Regions from separate parts of the Homo sapiens genome. Here region 1 is linked to region 2. The links are chromatin loops, found by intact Hi-C in ENCODE. Cell type or tissue: PC-3. All regions are shown on one strand. Region 1 overlaps POLN (DNA polymerase nu). Region 2 overlaps NSD2 (nuclear receptor binding SET domain protein 2).

Region 1 (5,000 bases), 270 kb before region 2:
AATGGCTTTTACTTGGAAGTTGTAAATTATTAATCTTCTCTCTTATGCACATATGCAACATAATCCTATCCATGACATGTCTCATTACATGCACTGATTCCCAGAACAGGGGCCAGTTGGAGGCTTTTGAGCTTTTTTTTCGAGACAGAGTTTCGCTCTTGTCACCCAAGCTGGAGTGCAATGGTGCAATCCCAGCTCACTTCAGCCTCCACCTCCTGAATTCAAGTGATTCTCCTGCCTCAGCCTCCCGAGTAGCTGGAATTACAAGCGCCTGCCACCATGCCAGCTAATTTTTGTATTTTTAGTAAGATGAAGTTTCACCATGTTGGCCAGACTCATCTCGAATTCCTGACCTCAAGTGATCCACCCACCTCGGCCTCCCAAAGTGCTGGGATTACAGGCGTGAGCCACCACGCCTGGCTGGTTTTTGAGCTCTTGATCCAGATATGCATGCCTACCTTGGTTGAGAAAAATCACTGCTCTAGAAGACACTATAGGGTTTCCTTAGAAGGTTTGATCATAGGTAATATGAAGATTGTGTCTCCATATTACCTTAGACAAGTTTTTACCAGAAATTAGTTTAGTTTATAGATCTGTCTTATGAGTCCATATTCTAATGAAATATTTTCCATTTTTCTGTAGGATCTTAAATCTTTAAGAAGTCAGACATCAAGAGGTTCTGCCAAGCTGTCTCCTCAGTCCTTCAGTGTCAGGCTCACAGATCAGCTGTCTGCTGACCAAAAACAGAAGAGCATCAGCTCATTGACTCTTTCAAGTTGTTTAATTCCACAGTATAATCAAGAGGCTTCAGTTCTACAGAAAAAGGGGCATAAAAGAAAGCATTTCCTAATGGAGAATATAAATAATGAAAATAAAGGAAGCATTAATCTTAAAAGAAAACATATTACATATAATAATTTGTCAGAGAAAACAAGTAAACAAATGGCATTGGAAGAAGATACTGATGACGCCGAAGGCTACCTAAATTCTGGGAACTCAGGAGCATTGAAAAAACATTTTTGTGATATTAGGCATTTGGATGATTGGGCAAAAAGCCAGCTGATTGAAATGCTCAAACAGGCAGCAGCCCTGGTGATAACTGTGATGTATACTGATGGTTCCACCCAGCTAGGAGCTGACCAGGTTAGTAAACAGTGATGTTTTTATTTGCTGTCTTGACACCATAAAAGAAGCCCATTTTCTTAGTGTCAGATTTTGATAGGAGAGCTAGAAACAAGATTTTAAGGCTTTCCTTCCCCTCCAGTGGTAAGTGATTGACAATGTATGCTCCCATCAGTTTCTTAGGAAACTGTAAAACTGTTTTCCAGAGTGGGTGTACCATTTTACCTTCCACCAGCAGTGTACTAGGGTTTCAAATTCTCCACCTCCTTGTCAACACATGTTGTTGTCTGTTTTTTTAGCCATTCCAGTGATTCCGAAGTGGTATTTCATAGTGGTTTTAAATTGTATTTCCCTATTATCTAGTGACATTGAGCATCTTTTCATGTGCTTATTGGCCATTCATATATCTTCTTTGATGAAATGTCTGTTCAAATTTTTTGCCCATTTTAAAATTGGGTTATTTGTGTTTTATTCTGGATCTTTATATATTCTGATACAAGTCTCTTATAAGATATATTATTTATACGTCTCCCAATTTCTGTCATATTTTTAAAAAAAATTATTGAGGGTGTCTTTTGAAGCACAAAATTTTTAAATTTGATCTCTATTGATTTTTTTAAAAACCTTTCCTTTTCATTTTCCTTTTCCTTTTCCTTTCCTTTCCTTTCCTTTCCTCTACTTTCCTGCACCCATCACTCAAGCAGTATACACTGCACACAATTTGTAGTATTTTATCCCTCACCCCCTTCCCACCCTTTCCTCCTGAGTCCCCAAAGTCCACTGTGTCATTCTTATGCCTTTGCATCCTCATAGCTTAGCTCCCACCTATAAGTAAGAACATACAATGTTTCGTTTTCCATTCCTGAGTTACTTCACTTAGAATAGTAGTCTCCAATCTCATCCAGGTCACTGTGAATGCCATTAATTCATTCACTTTTATGGCTGAGTAGTATTCCATCATATGTATATACCACAGTTTCTTTATTCACTCCTTGATTGATGGGCATTTGGGTTGGTTCCACGTTTTTGCAATTGCAAATTGTGCTGCTATAACCATGCACGTGCAAGTATCCTTTACGTATAATGACTTCTTTTCCTCTGGGTAGATACCCAGTAGTGGGATTGCTGGATCAAATGGTAGTTCTACTTTTAGTTCTTTAAGGAATTTCCACACTGTTTGCCATAGTGATTGTACTAGTTTACATTCCCACCAGAAGTATAGAAGTGTTCCCTGTTCACTGCATCCATGCCAATATCTATTATTTTTTGACTTTTTGATTATGGCCATTCTTGCAGGAGTAAGATGGTATTACATTGTGGTTTTGATTTGCATTTCCATGATCATTAGTGATGATGAGCATTTTTTCATATATTCGTTGGCCAGTTGTATATCTTCTTTGGAGAATTGTCTATTCATGTCCTTAGCCCACTTTTTGATGGGATTGTTTGCTTTTTTCTTGCTAATTTGTTTGAGTCATTGTAGATTCTGGATATTAGTCCTTTGTCAGATGTATGGATTGTGAAAATTTTCTCCCACCCTGTGGGTTGTCTGTTTACTCTGCTGACTATTCCCTTTGCTATGCAAAAGCCTTTTAGTTTAATTAAGTCCCAGCTATTTATCTTTGTTTTTATTACATTTGCTTTTGGGTTCTTGGTCATGAAATCCTTGCCTAAGCCAATTTCTGGAAGGGTTTTTCCCATGTTATCTTCTAGAATTTTTATAGTTTCAGGTATTAAATTTAAGTCCTTGATCCATCTTGAGCTGATGTTTGTATAAGGTGAGAGATGAGGATCCAGTTTCATTTTACATGTGGCTTGCCAATTATCTCAGCACCATTTGTTGAATAGGGTGTCCTTTCCCCACTTTATGTTTTTGTTTGCTTTGTCAAAGATCAGTTGGCTGTAAGTATTTGGGTTTATTTCTGGTTTCTCTATTTGGTTCAATTGGTCTATGTGCCTATTTTTATACCAGTACCATGCTGTTTTGGTAACAATGGCCTTATAGTATAGTTTGAAATCAGGTACTGTGATGCCTCCAGATTTGCTCTTTTTGCTTAGTCTTGCTTTGGCTATGTGGGCTTTTTTGTTGTTGTTGCTCCATATGAATTTTAAGATTTTTTTTTTTTTTTTTTTGAGACAGAGTCTCGCTCTGTCGCCCAAGCTGGAGTGCAGTGGCACAATCTCAGCTCACTGCAACCTCTGCCTCCTGGGTTCAAGTGATTCTTCTGCCTCAGCCTCCCAAGTAGCTGGGACTTGGGAGGTGCGTGCCACCACGCCCGGCTAATTTTTGTATTTTTAGCAGAGACGAGGTTTCACCATATTGACCAGGCTGGTCTCGAACTCCTGACCTTGTGATCCACCTGCCTTGGACTCCCAAAGTGCTGGGATTACAGGTGTCAGCCACCATGCCTGGCCTAGGACTGTTTTTTATAGTTCTGTGAAGAATGATGGTGGTATTTTGACGGGAATTGCATTGAATTTTTAGATTGCTTTTGGCAGTATGGTCATTTTCACAATATTGATTCTACCCTTCCATGAGCATGGGATGTGCTTCCATTTGTTTGTGTCATCTGTGATTTCTTTCAGCAGTGTTTTGGAGTTTTCCATGCAGAGGTCTTTCACCTCCTTGGTTAGGTATATTCCTAAGTATTTTATTTTTTTGCAGCTATTGTAAAAGGGGTTGAGTTCTTGATTTGATTCTCAGCTTAGTCACTGTTAGTGTATAGCAGAGCTACTGATTTGTGTACCTTAATTTTGTATCCAGAAACTTGGCTGAATTCTTTCATCAGTTCTAGGAGCTTTCTGGAGGAATCTTTAGGGTTTTCTAGGTAAACAATCATATAATCAGCAAATAGTGACAGTTGATTTCCTCTTTATCGATTCGGATGCTTTTTATTTCTTTCTTTTGTCTGATTGCTCTGGCTAGGACTTCCAATACTATATTGAAAGGAAGTCGTGAGAGTGGGCATCCTTGTCTTGTTCCAGTTCTCAGGGTGAGTGCTTTCAACTTTTCTCCATTCAGTATTATGTTGGCTGTGGGTTTATAATAGATGGCTTTATTACATTAAGATATGTCCCTTGTATGCCAATTGTGCTGAGAGTTTTAATAATAAAGCAATGCTGGATTTTGTTGAATGCTTTTTCTGTATCTATTGAGGTGATCATGTGATTTTTGCTTCTAATTCTGTTTATGTGGTATATCACATTTATTGACTTGCGTATGTTAGACCAACCCTGCATCCCTGGTATGAAACCCACTTGATCATGGTGGATTATCTTTTTGATGTGTTGTTGGATTTGGTTAGCTAGTATTTTGTTAAGGACTTTTGCATCTATGTTCATCAGAGATATTGGTCTGTAGTTTTCTCTTTTGGTGGTATCCTTTCCTGGTATTGGTATTAGGGTGATACTGACTTCACAGAATGATTTAGTGAGGATTCCCTCTTTCTCTATCTTGTGGAATAGTGTCAATAGGATCAGTACTGATTCTTCTTTGAATGTCTGATAGAATTCTGCTGTGAATCTGTCTGGTCTTGGACTTTTTTTATTTGTAATTTTTTTGTTACCATTTCAGTCTCACTGCTTGTTATTGGTTTGTTCAGGACATCTAATTCTTCCTGATTTAAATTAGAAAGGTTGTATCTTTCCAAGAATTTATCCATATCCTCTAGGTTTTCGAGTTTATGTGTGTAAAGTTGTTCATAGTAGCCTTGAGTGATCTTTTCATTTTTGTGGTGTCAGTTGTTATATCTCCCATTTTGTTTCTAATTGAGCTTATTTGGATTTTTTCTCTTATTTTCTTGGTTAATCTTGGTAATGGTCTATCAATTTTATTTATCTTTTCAAAGAACCAGCCTTTTGTTTCATTTATCTTTTTT
Region 2 (5,000 bases):
TGCTCTACTAAAGGAATAAAAAATGAAGTTACAAAACACTTAAATCACATTAATTCCTTCACAGGCCTTTGTCATGCAAGTGTGTAATTTTAATTTATTCTCTTCCTCAGGGTGATGTAGTACCATGTAATAATTATTCCAATAAAAATTTTTATTTATCACATATACCTTTTTCAAGAAGAATTTAAACTACAACATGACCTAAAGTGTTCTGAAATACCAACCCTATAAAAGTACCTTATTTCAAACAAATGTGATGAAAGGGAGGAAATACAAACATGCAAAGGGGGTGTGACCCAATGGGTGTGTGTCAGTGTGGACCTCAAACAGCAATTCTCATGGTCACCTAACTCATATCAGAATCGGGCCCAGCAGTCAACAGGCTGTTTTTTATAACACTACACTTTGCCTCATATGCTAACAGGCATTCAGCATTGGAAACATCACAAACATTTACTGTAGTTCAGTCGCGTTAATATATAATAGACAAGTTTATTTGTTCACCTAAAGTAGTTTTAACAGCATAATTCTATAAAAATGAACACTAATGGAAGATTTATCTAAGCCATACAAAAGTAGTTTAATGGAAAAGACCCAGTAATTTAAACGTTTTCATATAAGGAACATGATGCACACTATGGGATCTATGCATCACCTTCAAAATGTAGGAAGGTGTATTAATTTCACATATTTAATGTATTATATAAATGTATTTAACAACCTATCAACTTCTGACATTCTGAAGAATTAAAATTTAAGTCTAATGATGATAAAATGCTTCATCTATGTCTTCTCAAGGTCAGGACAACTGCCTAGGCCAGGGAGACTGAGCTCCCCTGACTCATGGGCAGGCCTCGACCCCGCTACACTGGCCTCATGCATTACTCTAAATCAAAGCCTTCGATATACATGACTTAGGATCAGGAATAACAGAGAAGATCTCAGCAGGCTCCATGTTCTCTCTACTGTACCTGACAACAGTATAAGCAACAACTCAAGTGAATAACCGGACCAAAATTATGATAACAGAAAAACTCATTAAAAGCTCTTTAAAGCAAAAATCTCAACTTAAGTGAAAAATGTTTAATATTCTTCTTTGGAACTGTAAATGACCTTTCATTTAATTTTCTAAGATTTTAACCTGAACTTGGACAAGAAAGAAAGGAAAAAGGAAAAATAATTTGTATAAAATTTGCCTTTTCATATTTCAGTAAGCTCCTAGATGTTTCAGTAAATAATTCTTACTGCCTTTTCTCCAGTGTGTCCAAACATCACAAAATGCTTAATTATCTACACGTATCAAACTGTAAAGCAGCCCCAGTCCCACCATCCGTGAACAGGTCTCGACCACCACTGAGTTGGTTTGAGTCCCTGCAGAAAATCCCACTCGGAGGAGTGGTCGCTGAGGATTCAGAGTGGCAAGCCGCAGAGCTCTATGAGCCCCGCCCAGGTTGCCTAGGTCCCTGACCTTCCTGCACTGGAAGGCCTACACTCCTCTAATGAGTGGAAACAACTGAGGCACACCCCATCCTTCCTGGGGACCATGGCAGAGACCTGGCCAGAAGTGCCGCCTTCTGACTCAGCAAGAGTAAGGGGCCTGTCCAACCCTTGCCTCACTACCCTGTTCCAAAAGGGCCCCCAGTTATCATCTCCTCATAAACATGACAAAAACAGGACCCATGTCTACAATGAGAAAAACAGCATCACGGAGAACCAAATAACAAGAAATTAAAACTCCAAAGCTCTATGAAGGTAATCCCTAAAAATCAGGAAACCAAAACTACCTCCGAACAAAAAAGTGTCACACCTACGTTCTGTGGCTATTTGTTGTTTTTGGCAACGGCAAAAAATTTAGGTTTGATAATAAAGTCTAAGTGTCATGTTACAATGATGGCAGGCAGCAGCCCCAAATGGCTTTATTTTGCTATCATGTACTCTGCAAGTCCAGAACACAGGAGTCATATTACAATGGTAGTTCTGACTCACCTCAACACTCAAGTAACTAAAAATGTGCCAGAATTTAAAGGACCAAAGCCATGAAATGCATGAGAACAAAGAAATCTTTGGCTTCCTCCATGAGCCTAGGTCTGGAAGCAACAGGAATCAGGTGTGGTGTGTGAGTCGCCTTCCACCCCACCCAGTATATGTCAGCTCAACTGACACTGTGCCCTTTCAGAACCAACGCAGACTTACTTCCATGTGAACTCTTACAGTGTGAGGGCTACACAGAACACAACATTCTTCAGACAGATTTTAAGAACTATGAAACTGCATCAAGACTGAAGTATATCTGTACATGTACACAGACACTGTGTGCGTGTGTATAAAAAGTGCTCAAATAAACTAACATAGTGCACTGTTTGTCCATTTCATGAATCTGAGTTAGCCAAGAGGCCCTAAAACATCTGCACTGGCAGTGAGCACCAATGCTGCGCTTATGAAGTCTGAGCATTACTCACACTGCAGCGTGGGCAGCTAAATGGCCTTCATACCAATGCCATGGTTATCGTTATTATTATTATTTTACCTCATTCTCAGTTAAGGATGCAGAAGGAGATGAACTTTTGCTAAACCCAAGAGCTGAAGATGCTGCCGTGGAAGCCCGATTTCGCTTCTTCAGTGGTTTACATGCATCAGACAGATTTTTCGTTGCTGTAAAATAATTTTGGTTTGTAAAGTTTCAAATCATAAACCCTTGATCTTTTTACTGCTTAAAAATTACCCCTCAAATAAGTGAAGTTCTAAAGATGAATCTTCTGAATTCCTTTGTCCTTCTGGCTTAACTTTCTATCATGGAAAAATCTGAACATAAACAAAAGCAGACAAACTGTACAATGAACCCCATGTCCTCGCTACTTGGCCCCCAAAAACATCAACCTGGGGCCAGCGTGGCTCTATCCATACCTGGTTCCACGTCCCCCTGCCAGATTATTCTGAAGCAAATCCCAGACATATCATTTCATCCATAAGAAGTTTAGCACAAATCTCTAAACATAAAGTCTTACATATAACCACAATGCTACTCCCACACTTAAAAGTAACAATGCTCTTATATCATCAGCTAGCGTTCAAATGTCCAATTGCTCATGTCTTTTTTTTTTTTTAAAGTCTGTTTAACTGATTTTTAAAAGCCAGTCAAGCACCTCATGCAAAACAAGAAAAACAGAGCCATTGCCACTCTCCTCCCCAGGGTTTTGTTTTCCTTTTAATTAAGAGTTGGAGAAGGTATGACTTCTTCAATAAGGGATCAAACAGGTATTTCAAAAAGATAACTAAAAGGTAAAAGGAAGTGTAATTTCCCCTCTTATTTTTTTGACAATTATTTTTCATAAAGGTTTTAAGCTAGTTTCTTTAGCATGTGAAATATAAATAACGAGCCCTTACTGTTAGCTTACATGCAGAGGGTCAGGGTACTGAAGGGTGACAGAATTTACAGTAGCAACTGGCACCATCAAGTAAGAAACCTGAAAACTTCTGGTTGAAATCACTTTTCTAGTAAAATTTTAAATTGCAAATAATAGAGCCAAGTAAAAAGTAACTTCAATAAAATTTAGCCAAACCCTTCAAAATAACATACACATTAAAACAGTTTAGTTTTCAACCACAGGAGAACCTCCTTTCCTTCTTTTTCACTCCTAGCTTAATTGTGGATTCCTCCCCTGCCCTGTTCCCCTTCACCAGCCCCAGCCTTCCCCTTTCACACTCTCAGCCCACCCACCCAGCCCAGCCTGGGCACCCAGAAGCCAAGAAGGAAAGGGCGCTGACCACATTACCTGCCTGGCTCTTGAGCGAGGAGGCTGCCTCCATGGCCTTGTAAGAGCTTGTTCTGGCCGTTTTGTCAGTGATTGTGTCTCTCTATTATTTAAAAAAAAAAAAAAAAAAAAAAAAAGAAAGAAAAAAAAAAGAAAAGAAAAAAAGGAAAAAAAAAGAAAAAGAACAACAAAAGGAAAAGAAAGGAAAAAAAATCTCCTCATGTGAATGAACACAGGTTGCTGAAAAGTTTCGTGGCAGAAACTTCTTCCTTTGGAAATGTGTTCCACACATAAGTCATCCATGGTTGCCCAATCTCAGACTTTTTTCACAATCTGGACTGATTCTTTCTTCGCACCTCCCGCTCTCGCATCTGTCAGGAGGGCGAGGTGGGTGGGGCCACGCCAAGACCCGCTGCAGTCATGTGGTTAAGACACCTGATACGAGTCTTATTGAACATGCACCTAGACTCTCCACTGAACCCAAAGCAGAGGATGAACATGAGAAAAATGGATCCTTCCATTCAAGAGGTGCCCAATCAAGTTAGACTCAGCCCTGCTAAGTCAGGACCAACATTACTAGTATCACTATACTGAGGATTTCCAATTTTTAGACAAACACCAGATACACCTAATGAACAAAGATCATCAGTAAAACATGTCACAACTGAGAAAAGCAAGAAATGGGAGAAGGGATCATGAAGCTTTTCTCAAGGGCTGAGATTCTGAAAGGTGTGGCTGAAAACTGTCCTGTCCCCATAGCACTAGAGCAGCGCTGCCCAGGGAATGACTTGCCACTCCTGCACTCATACTCCATCTCACCCACCTGCCTGGAACCAGAGCCAGTGAGACAGGATGCGGTGAGGTGGAATCCAGAGGATCATGGACAAGGCGACAGGAGAATGCACTTGGGACAGTGCCTAGCATGTCAGAAGTGCTCAGTGCACATTGGGTGTCATATGTGGTTTGGCTCAGGTTTATAAAACCCAAATCTGAAGAGACAAGACACCATTACTTCTTTTTATCATGTGCTATCTCCTGAGATAGGAGCTAATAAAACATTACTAGCCACTTAATGTGAATTTTGGTATTCTGAGTGTCTAGGGTCATGTATTTTTTAGGTATAACATTTACACAAATATTTCAAAACAACCAGTTTCAGTATGATTGCCAGCAAAGGGCTGCTTTAATAGAAGGTAACCTGGCCAGCCGCAGTGGCTCACACCTGTAATCCCAGCACTTTGGGAGGTG

Evidence for each region. Peaks named below come from ENCODE experiments on the same cell type or tissue, not always from the same donor. Only the 100,000 strongest peaks of a DNase experiment are listed, where the experiment ranks them.
Region 1: it touches region 2 in a loop (6-fold over the local background); 1 of 110 quality-filtered maps calls a loop at or near these places.

What each region holds. Positions count from the first base shown.
Region 1 is chr4:2,204,130-2,209,129 of GRCh38, reverse strand. POLN (DNA polymerase nu) reads left to right here. Exons shown (of 26, transcript NM_181808.4): 5 at 643-1,143. Among named protein-coding and RNA genes, the nearest start is that of HAUS3, 35 kb to the left of the region's middle. In PC-3, no CTCF peak of the experiment used is centred here; a DNase peak (open chromatin) is centred at 2,679; H3K27ac peaks cover 1,771 bases.
Region 2 is chr4:1,937,306-1,942,305 of GRCh38, reverse strand. NSD2 (nuclear receptor binding SET domain protein 2) reads right to left here. Exons shown (of 22, transcript NM_001042424.3): 8 at 3,774-3,855; 9 at 2,528-2,652. Among named protein-coding and RNA genes, the nearest start is that of MIR943, 47 kb to the left of the region's middle. In PC-3, no CTCF peak of the experiment used is centred here; a DNase peak (open chromatin) is centred at 2,015; H3K4me3 peaks cover 504 bases; H3K27ac peaks cover 2,237 bases.